2 separate regions of the Homo sapiens genome follow, and region 2 is linked to region 1. Evidence: read pairs that join two places in POLR2A ChIA-PET (ENCODE). Cell type or tissue: Panc1. All regions are shown on one strand. Links, peaks and the distances in the headings refer to the core of each region. The heading gives the core; the rest is flanking DNA.

What was found. Peaks named below come from ENCODE experiments on the same cell type or tissue, not always from the same donor. Only the 100,000 strongest peaks of a DNase experiment are listed, where the experiment ranks them.
Region 2: POLR2A ChIA-PET joins it to region 1 with 5 read pairs; 2 of 35 experiments call an interaction of 5 or more read pairs at or near these places.

The regions. Positions count from the first base shown.
Region 1 is chr6:10,308,834-10,313,686 of GRCh38, forward strand. No RefSeq gene overlaps it. Among named protein-coding and RNA genes, the nearest start is that of TFAP2A-AS2, 93 kb to the right of the region's middle. In Panc1, for the core only: no CTCF peak of the experiment used is centred there; no DNase peak of the experiment used is centred there; H3K4me3 peaks cover 694 bases; H3K27ac peaks cover 2,500 bases.
Region 2 is chr6:9,988,192-9,993,044 of GRCh38, forward strand. It overlaps the pseudogene OFCC1. Among named protein-coding and RNA genes, the nearest start is that of TFAP2A-AS2, 410 kb to the right of the region's middle. In Panc1, for the core only: no CTCF peak of the experiment used is centred there; no DNase peak of the experiment used is centred there; H3K27ac peaks cover 128 bases.

The DNA of each region.
Region 1 (4,853 bases), core at 828-3,327:
TTCCTCAACATGAAGAAAAATAAGACTATACAATAAAAGCGTTTTGGAAGCCCCGTGTAAGATATTATAATTACAAAGACAATTGGAAAACCCCAAGTGGAAGTTGAACAGAACACTCTTGCTCCTGGGAAGCATCAGAAATAGTCCGAGGATCCTGAGTGGGTGAGTCTTGGGTTTCCAATCTCAAGTGGTGATCCAGCATGGAGAGGAAGAGAATGACCAGAGAGAGAAGTAACCATGAAGTATTTTCCCAAAAATATTGAAAGGCATCGTTTGTCTTTCCCTTTACATGTAGATTCATCTTTTTGTATCCAGGGAAGGAAGGCATGATGCCTGGTCCCCAAGTGCTGCTCTGTAGCAAGACCTGGTCCAGATGCAACCAGTGTGTTGTATTGGGTAAGACAGCCATAACTCACACAACATCTTTACCAGATGGCAAAACCAGCATAGGTGCACCAAAAGGTCTCTTGAAGAAGGCTCCTAGTGCCTGTAATAGCTTCCTCATTTCTGTCCCCTAGCAGTCTAAGAATAGACTAGAATAGATGCACAGGTGACCTCCAAGAAATACTAGAGAAAATAGGGCTTGGGAGCAGATTCTTATGTCCCTGAATCTGCCCTTTTCCAAAAATCTTACATGATCCTAAAATCTAGCAAAGCTATTTAAATTAAAAGCAAAGAGTTTTAAACCTGTATCACAGATTCTTTTTTCCACATTCTGGTCATATTTTAACAGTTTCATTGGATTGTAAGACCTGCTTTAAATATCCCCAGGACAGATAGAGTAATCAGCGTCACCTATTTTATGTATGAGGCCAATAGTGAATTTCCCAATCACTGACTACATTCCTGTGTTTTCTGAGATGAGTTCCAGCAGACGCCACTTTCTGACAGAGCAAGAGGCTGATTTGGGTTCCACCTTCATTCAGAGGTCTACAGACCTGGGAGAGGTGTTGGCCAAATCACTTCACCCTTCAGGGATGAAATGTTCACCTTTGCAAAATAAAGAGGTTGATCATTTCCAAAGTCCTTTCCAACTCCAACATTCCAGAATGATTCCATAAATAAATATTAGATGACAACTTGTAGTTGTTTTAATGGTAGAAATTTAAGCCAACAATTTAGCCTACAGAGACAATGACCTGAGCAGAGAGTCAGCCCTTGAAATGAGAAATCTGCAAAACCGCAGGGGAAGGCAGAACAAAAGCCTTTGACAGCAGGAAGCTAAACTGAGCCTCTTTTTCCACTTTTCATTCGTCCTAGGCACTCCTTCCCCAGCTGATATGTCCACCTTCCACAAATAACCAGAAAGCAAACACATATTATGTATGCAACTACGAGCCATGTGTCATTTGTCTGGATTTTCATTTTTTAATAAGCTCTCTTATCATTAAGCCTCTCTCATTTTAACTTCTTTGCATCCTTCCAACAACTGTGTAATGAGGACGCAGTAAAACCCAAGCACGTAATAAGAGCAGATTACTCCTTTTAAAAAGCTGACCTGAAGTTCTAGTTTACTAACCAAAATGACTGGAGCCAGGCATATTAGTCCTTTAACCTTTTTATTACGTATATACATGAAAACAATTAAAGCTGGGATTTCTTTCCAGTGTATTATCATTTTCTCTTCCCCCTGGCCTTTTTCCATCACATTTCAAAGAATTTACATCATATCCACTGCAGAGTCTCTCCTGTTTCCATTCTTTTCCCTCCTTTCCTCTTAACAACGGTCATCCTTTTAAGGTTAGCCAACCATGGGCTATCATTATACACCAGCAGTTCAGTCGGGTTGGTACAGCAGCCGCAAATAAGAAGAAAAAAAGAAAAAAAAACGAAAGGAAAAAAGTTGTGGGGTGGGGGCATTTAAAGCTCCTCATAAAATTAAATCTTAGATTTAAATTCTCCCTCATATTTTATTGTCTTTTCTTTTCTTTTTCCTGTGGTAAATGGTAATTAGAGTCAATAATCTTTTGCTGAGAGAGCACCTTGTCTTCACAGTGTTTATATCATCATCATCAAAGATCTGCCTTAAGGCCCTGGCGTGTTAATAATTTAAGGTGTGCACAGCCTAGTTATAGCAGGAAGCCTAGTTATTGAGTTTGTAAACCAGCCGATGATTTATGGCAACACCTTGCGTGAGTCATGCTCATTAAATAAAATACTTCGGTTTAATAAGGAACATGGGGTACACAGTTCTTCCCGTTACAGGGTGAGTGTGCAATTGGAGATTGTTGAGTTTTGTCGCCAGGTTCACCACGGCGATTTTGTCTTAATTGTGTTGGCAGGCAAGGGAGGGAGGGCCATGTGTCTGTGTACATCTGCACATGTATGCATAGCGTGTTGGCCTTCTTCCTCCCCAACAGGGGCTACGAGTCTAGAGCTTTCTCTCCCTTGAGAAGCTGTATCACAGAAGCCAAACTCTCTGATAGAATGTTAAATCTTTCTCTAAAAGGCTACTAATTAAGAAACCAGAAATGTTCATGGAAATAAAATTACAAGAAAAAAATCAATATACGGTTGTTAAATGTAGCCTGCATTTAAGAGCCATAACCATATTTTACTGTTAAATGCTACGGTTTACTCATTAGGAATTCCTAAGCAGGCTGAGACAGCAAAAGGCAAACACAGCATTCTGGTATGTTTAAAAGAAAATTTGTACGCAAGGTACACTTTTTGTTTTTTTAATGTCCCGTATCTGGGACTTTGAAAAAAAAATCGGAATCATTTAGTTGGATGTACTGTTTCCAAACAAATGCATTCCAACAACCACTTGCATTTCTATTACTCTGAATTAATTGATCAGAGCATGAAGTGGGCGCTGAGAAAGGTGAGAAGCTACGCTTGTTTTGTTTCACAGATTTCCATACAAAATGAAATTTCAGGCCAGGAGCGGTGACTCATGCCTGTAATTCCAGCACTTTGGGAGGCTGAAACTGGAGGATCGCTTGAGCCCAAGAATTCAAGACCAGCCTGGGCAACATAGTAAGACCTCATCTCTACAAATAATTTTAAAAATTAGCTGCGTGTGGTGATGTGTGCCTGTGGTTCCAGCCACTCAGGAGGCTGAGGTAGGAGGATCACTTGAGCCCAGGAGGTCAAGGCTACAGTAAGCAGTGATCATGCCACTGCACTCCAGCCTGGGCAACAGAGTGAGATCCTATCTCAAACGAAAAAAAAAATGAACTTTAATATTTGGTTGTGTTTATTGTTGCATGATCTCTAGGAAAACTTTCCAAAAAAAAAAAAAAAAAGGGTAAGGAAAGACAAACTGAACTTCTGTTTCACGTGTCTGAAAAACTCCCACCTTTGGGACATTTCTGAGCAATACTTAAAAATGTTCTAGGCTGGGTGCGGTGGCTTATGCCTGTAATCCCAGCACTTTGGGAGGCCAAGGCAGGTGGATCACTTGAGGTCAGGAATTCGAGACCAGCCTGGCCAACATCCTGTCTCTACTAAAAACACCAAAAAAATTAGCCAGGTGTGGTGGCGCATGCCTGTAGTCCCAGCTACTAGGTAGGCTGAGGCAGAAGAATCGCTTGAACCCAGGAGGCGGAAGTTGCAGTGAGCTGAGATCGCGCCACTGCACTCCAGCCTGGGCGACAGAGACTCTGTCTCAAAAAAAAAAAAAAAAAGAAAGAAAGAAAGAAAGAAATGTTCTATAAGCAGAATCACTGAAACAAAAATCAATCACATTCATTTCATACGCTAAATATAGTCAGTGGTTTTTACCAGCTTTCTTTAGAAAATAAATGTATCTTCAAAGGGAGCTGCCGCAGCCAGGGAGTCCGCTGAGTGAGTAGGTTTACTTTGTGGTCTCTGTTTTACCGCGGAGAAAATGGCTAATCTGAGTTTCGAATTACAGCGCTTCCTTCCCAGGAACCCTACCTGCTTTTAGTCTGGTGCTCAATTTGCACGAACTGTCGCCGCTGTTTGTTGATATGGCTTCCATATTCAGAAACCCCACATACTACTCAAGACTAGGAAGCACGTCATAGCCTGCCCTGATTTTAAATAAAGTTTTACATTTTGCTTTGATAGTATAGGATACTATATTCCCTTTCCTGAGGTTGGGAGTTCGAGACAAGCCTGGCCAACATGGTGAAACCCCGTCTCTACTAAAAATACAAAAAAATTAGCTGGGCGTGGTGGTGGGCGCTTGGAGGCCGAGACCGGAGAATCATTTGAACCTGGGAGGTGGAGGTTGCAGTGAGCCAAGATCACATTGCACTCCAGCCTGGGCGACAAGAGCAAAACTCGGTCTCAAAAAAATCAAAAAAATAAAAACAGAAAGGACCCAGTTTTTCAAGTGTAGTCAATTTTATCCAGCCTCAAAATTTTTATTTTATTTTACTTATTTTTTATTGCTCCTTATGGGGCAGGGCTACCCCATAGGCAGTGTCCCCAGAGTAGCACAGCCTCAAAATATTAAGAAGTACTTACCTTACTCATTTCTAAGACCAATTGTATTCCTTTTCTCTTCATGCACAGAAATCTTGTATAGAGAAGTAGTTTCACATTGAAACACTTTATTCAAAATATTTTAAATTCTAAGTGGCCTCATGGACATTTTAATACGTGACATTTATAAGACAAATCAGACTGTAAGCTTCTAGCAGACCAAGAATAGGCAGATGTATTAGTTTCTATATTATATTTAACAGTGTCATATAGTTAAGTTATTACTAAATAGTGATTGCATTAACAGGACCCATGCTATTATCTAGTGCCTCCTTAGGTTTGACAATGTTTTCCTTTTCTGTAATGAACTACAGATCTGGCTTGCACATGATTTTTACAATTTTAGCTTTGATTTCAGAAATGTACATGTTTAAGAATAAATTAAATAGCTGCAAGTC
Region 2 (4,853 bases), core at 1,500-3,999, 320 kb before region 1:
CCAAAGAGAATCTGAGGCACCAATTCTTTTTTGATGCTATTCCCTCTACTCCAGTTTCTGCCTGTCTAGAGTCCTTCCATCCTTTAAGCCTAGATCAACGTCTACTCCTCCAGAAAATACTACTTCATTAGCTCTTTCCATTCCTCTAACACATAGAATGTATTGATTTTAGGAATATATAAATAAAAAGAATCCCAGTGCGATGTGCAGTATGTGGGTAATGGATACACTAAAAGCTCCAACTTCACCACTAAGAAATATCTCCATGCAACAAAATTGCATTTGGATCCCTTAAACATATACAAACTTTTTAAAATCCTGTTTTTATTCTAATATTTAATAAATATGTAACTCCTTTGCTAACATAAGAAACACTTTATGAATGACGAGACTGTATTGACACCAATTAACATCCTTCCGGGTCGGGCGCACTAGCTCACACCTGTAATCCTAGCACTTTGGGAGGCGGAGGCAGGAGGATCACAAGGTTAAAACAGTCCATGAAATTATTCCCATTTTAAAGTTCATTCGCATTTTAAAGCTCAATATTTTTATATTTAAATTTTTAAAATTTATAATTATTCCCATTTGAAGCTCAGGGAATTTTTAAGAGGCTTTTCTGAGGACATACAAGCCAGCATGTGACAGAAAACAGTCTAGATGCAAACCACATCTTCTCATTTTAACTCAAGTGCCTCTGGGATCTGTTGGAGGCATGAATACAGTCCATGTGTTTTGACCCAAGTCCACTACTCTTCACACAGTGACACAGTCGACAAATTAAAAATATGACCCCCAGAGGGTCATGGGTGAAAAAAGTGACAAAGATTGTTTTACATGCACAACAGCCATTTAGTTAAAAAGAAATCACGAACCTATCTTATTTTAACCTCTTAAGTGTTAGAGGGAGTGAAGGTATAGGAATACTTTCTGGGCCGGATTTGGATCTAAGTATTTGTATACTTAAAGCAGAGTCTCTCAACAGCAACACTACTGAAATTTGGGGCCAGCTATTTCTCCTATGTAGGAGTGACGGAGACTGTCCTATGCATCTTGGGCTATTTTGCAACATCCCTGGACTCTACTCACTAGATGCCAGTAGTGATAACAAAAAGTGTGTCATTTTTGACAGACATTGCCTCTCTGAGAAGCAAAACTCACTCTTCCCCTTATTGAGAACCATAGACTTAGAAGTATGATTTATTTTTTTCTGCACCTGAAAGGAGTTCTATTTAATCTGAATTATAAAATGTAACTGAGAAATGTTCCAAACTTCCTTCAGATGTAGAAGAAATCCAAAAACAGACTGTTCTCCCACACCAAGTGTGAGAAAATTGCCCGACCACATATTACCAAGAGCAACTATCTTGTAGTTGACAGTGACTTCCCTGACCTTCGATTTTCTGCCACGGATGGAACATTCACCATACATTGTATCCTGATGGCACAAAAGCATGCCATGAGCAGTAACATACTTAGAGGATGTTAAGAATTCGGGGGAATTTTGTCATTCAGATATTTTTACGTAAAATATGACAAATGCATGAACTGTGGTACTAGAACCCAAGGGGGTTTGTGCCAGTGTGAAATGAGTAAGAGAGGAAACCAAAACCAAAAAAAAAAAAAAAAAAAAAAAAGTGAATCCACCTGATCAACTGATTTTCAATAAAGGTTCCAGAGTAATTCAATGGAGGTATAAAAGTTTTTTCAACAGTGGTGCTAGATCAACTGGAAGTCCATATGGAAAAAAAAAATTAACTTTTACCATACAACATTTACAAAAGTTAACTTGAAATAGAACACAGATCTAAACATAAAACCTAAAACTACAAAAATTCTTAGAAAGACACAGGGGCAAAAATCTTCACAACTTTGGAGTAAGCAAAGATAGAATATATATATATATATGATATTGGATTTCATCAAAACGTAAAACTTTTTCTTTTTGAAAAGTACCATTAATTATGTAAAAGGCTGGGGATAAATATTGGCAATACATCTAGCACACCAGAATTTGTATCCAGAATACATAAAGAACTCTCACAACTAAAGAAGAAGACAAACAACTCAATTTTTTAAATGGGCAAAAAATTTGAATGAACATTTCACAAAAGGAAAGATATATAAATGGTCAATAAGCCCAGGAAAAGACGCTTCATGTCACTGGTCATAAAGAAAATGCAAACCAAAGCCACAGAAAGATAACACTGCACATGCATGAGATTTTCTAACATGTAAAAGGTTGACCATACCAAGTGTCGGCAAGGATGAAGAGGGATGGGAACCTTCATGTAGCGCCAATGGGATGTAAAATGGGACAAACATTTTGGAAAACAGTTCAGTCATTTCTTAAAATGTTAAAATACACCTACCATACCATCCAGTCATTCCAGTTCTAGCCATTGACCCACAAGATACAAACAAATGTGCCCACATTTGAATATGAAAATATTCATAGCAGCTTTCTTTATAACCAAATACTTTGAAAAACTCAAAATTAAAATATATCCATACAGTGGAATACTACTCAGCAATAAAAAGGAATGAACTATTAATATATGTAATAATATGGATGAATCTTAAAATTATTATGTCAAGTAGAAGAGACCAGGCAATAAAGACAATATACTATATGATTCCATTTGTATAAATTCTATAACATGAAAACCAATTTGTAGTGATGGGAAGCAGGTTGGTGTTTCCTGGGGTTGATGTGGAAGGAGACATGAATTTCAAAAAGGTACAAGGAAATTTGTACACAGACAGACATGTTTGCTAACTTGATTGTGATGATGACTTTAAGGGTGTGTACCTGTGTCAAAACTGTTGAAATCGTAAACTTTAAATATACGTAGTTTATTGCACTTCAATTTTAGCTCAATAAAATAAAAAGGAACAAGTTGTAGGAAAATAAAAAGTTTCATCTACCTAATAGAAATTGTGATGAAGGATACAATTCACCCCAAACATCTTTTATTCCAAAGTAACCACTAAAGACAATTTTGGTAAAGTTATATGTTGCATAAACATCCAACCCATGACATAGCTGTGCTTGGGAACCAGTCTAACTAGTGTATCTTGACTTTCAGGCCAGAATTTAAAATAACAAAAACATACACACACACACACACACACACACACACACACACACACACACACACACAGAAAGACAAGAGAAAGCGAGAGAGCAAGAGAGAGAAGTGAGAGAGAAAGACACCACAAAATTCTATTGCAAAGCAAAAATCACCTGTGTTACAATTATTTCCTTCTGCCGTCCTCTGCATTCTTTCTTTATTTGAGGCTGTCATAGTTCTGTCCTATTTTTGTTCAAAAAATAGCTAATCTTTTTTAAATAAAATGATACACCCTTACAGAGTGAAGTATTTGAGCTGGGTTTATATTAATGCTTCAACAAATACCAAGTGTTACAAAAGTTTAGAAATCTTGGGCATGCATTAATAAAGTGAATTCTATGTGCTTTATATTTTATGCTTGGGAAACCCAAACTGAAGCAAAATTATATTTAGTTGCTGTTGTAAAGGTGCCAGACCTGAAAAAGGTATACTCTGAGTGAGGTCTCACTCATGTCCCTAATGTAAGCTAAGTCAAACAATAAATGCACTTAATATTATTTGAGTCACAACAGAGAGATTAAGTTAACAACCAAAAAAATCCGGATTTATATTTTCCCTTATCTGGCCTCTTGGGGCATCTTTTCTCTGAAAAAAAAAAAAAAAAAGGGCTGAAAACCAACAAACTAGGACTTGAATACTTGTTAGGTGTATTGTATTTTTGCACTCATAAAATAAAGGACTGTAATTCTGTAGCTTATAATCACATTTTGTGCTTCTCTTTGTTTCTCTCTCACAATGGTGAATTGTTTATTATGTCACAGGTTAAGCATTATATAGATTTAGGGTGAGCTGACCAATGCTGACACAATATCAGGCTCTTACATCAGAACTTCAGTATTACTACATCTGGCCAGTGTAGACATAAGTGAACACATTATTTGCAAAGACATTATGCTTTTTTCTTTTTGCTCCAAGATCAGCAAATGCCTTGATGCAAATGATGTTATAATCCAGAAGAAGGGTTAGCACTTAGGAAGCAAAATAAGGCAAAAGAAATAAAACAGGTCAGAATGAAGGAAGAAGAAAGACAATACGGAAGCAAACAAGACACAAGATAAACCTAACAAAAATCTAAATTTAAAAAGCAAGCAGACCATAAGCAAGTAGACTCCAAAAAGTAGGAGCATAAATATCAAGAGTTGCACACAAATATAAGCAAACTTATTCTAATTATTTTTTAAAATGGAAGTAATGATAGCCAAGACAAAGAACATACTGTGATTTAAACACACACACACACACACACACACACACACACACACACACGAAACAAGGGAGACACACTGAATTTGAAGCATAGCTTTATAACTTTTTATCCCTGTGGTCTTGGCCAAGCCATTTAACTCTATTCTCCTTCAGATTTTTCTGTTTAATCAGAGTAATAACAACACAATCAAAGGAAAGTTGCTATATGAATTGAATAAGATAATGCTGATTGAGCCCTTAAGACAGATCAAGGAGCATTATATACCCAATAAAGTGTAGATACTTTTATAAATTTATTTAGGATCTATAACAGAGAAAAATCTAATGCCATACAGCAACAAATCAGTTACGCTAAAGAAACATTACTACTACATGTCTACATCAAAAGAATCTATAAAATGTGGCAATAGTCATGTAAGGGAAACTGAGAAAATAGTCCTAATAATCTACAATGATATAGTTCATCCAAATGATTAATGGCAGAGATATTACAGGAAAGAGAAGGGACCCGAA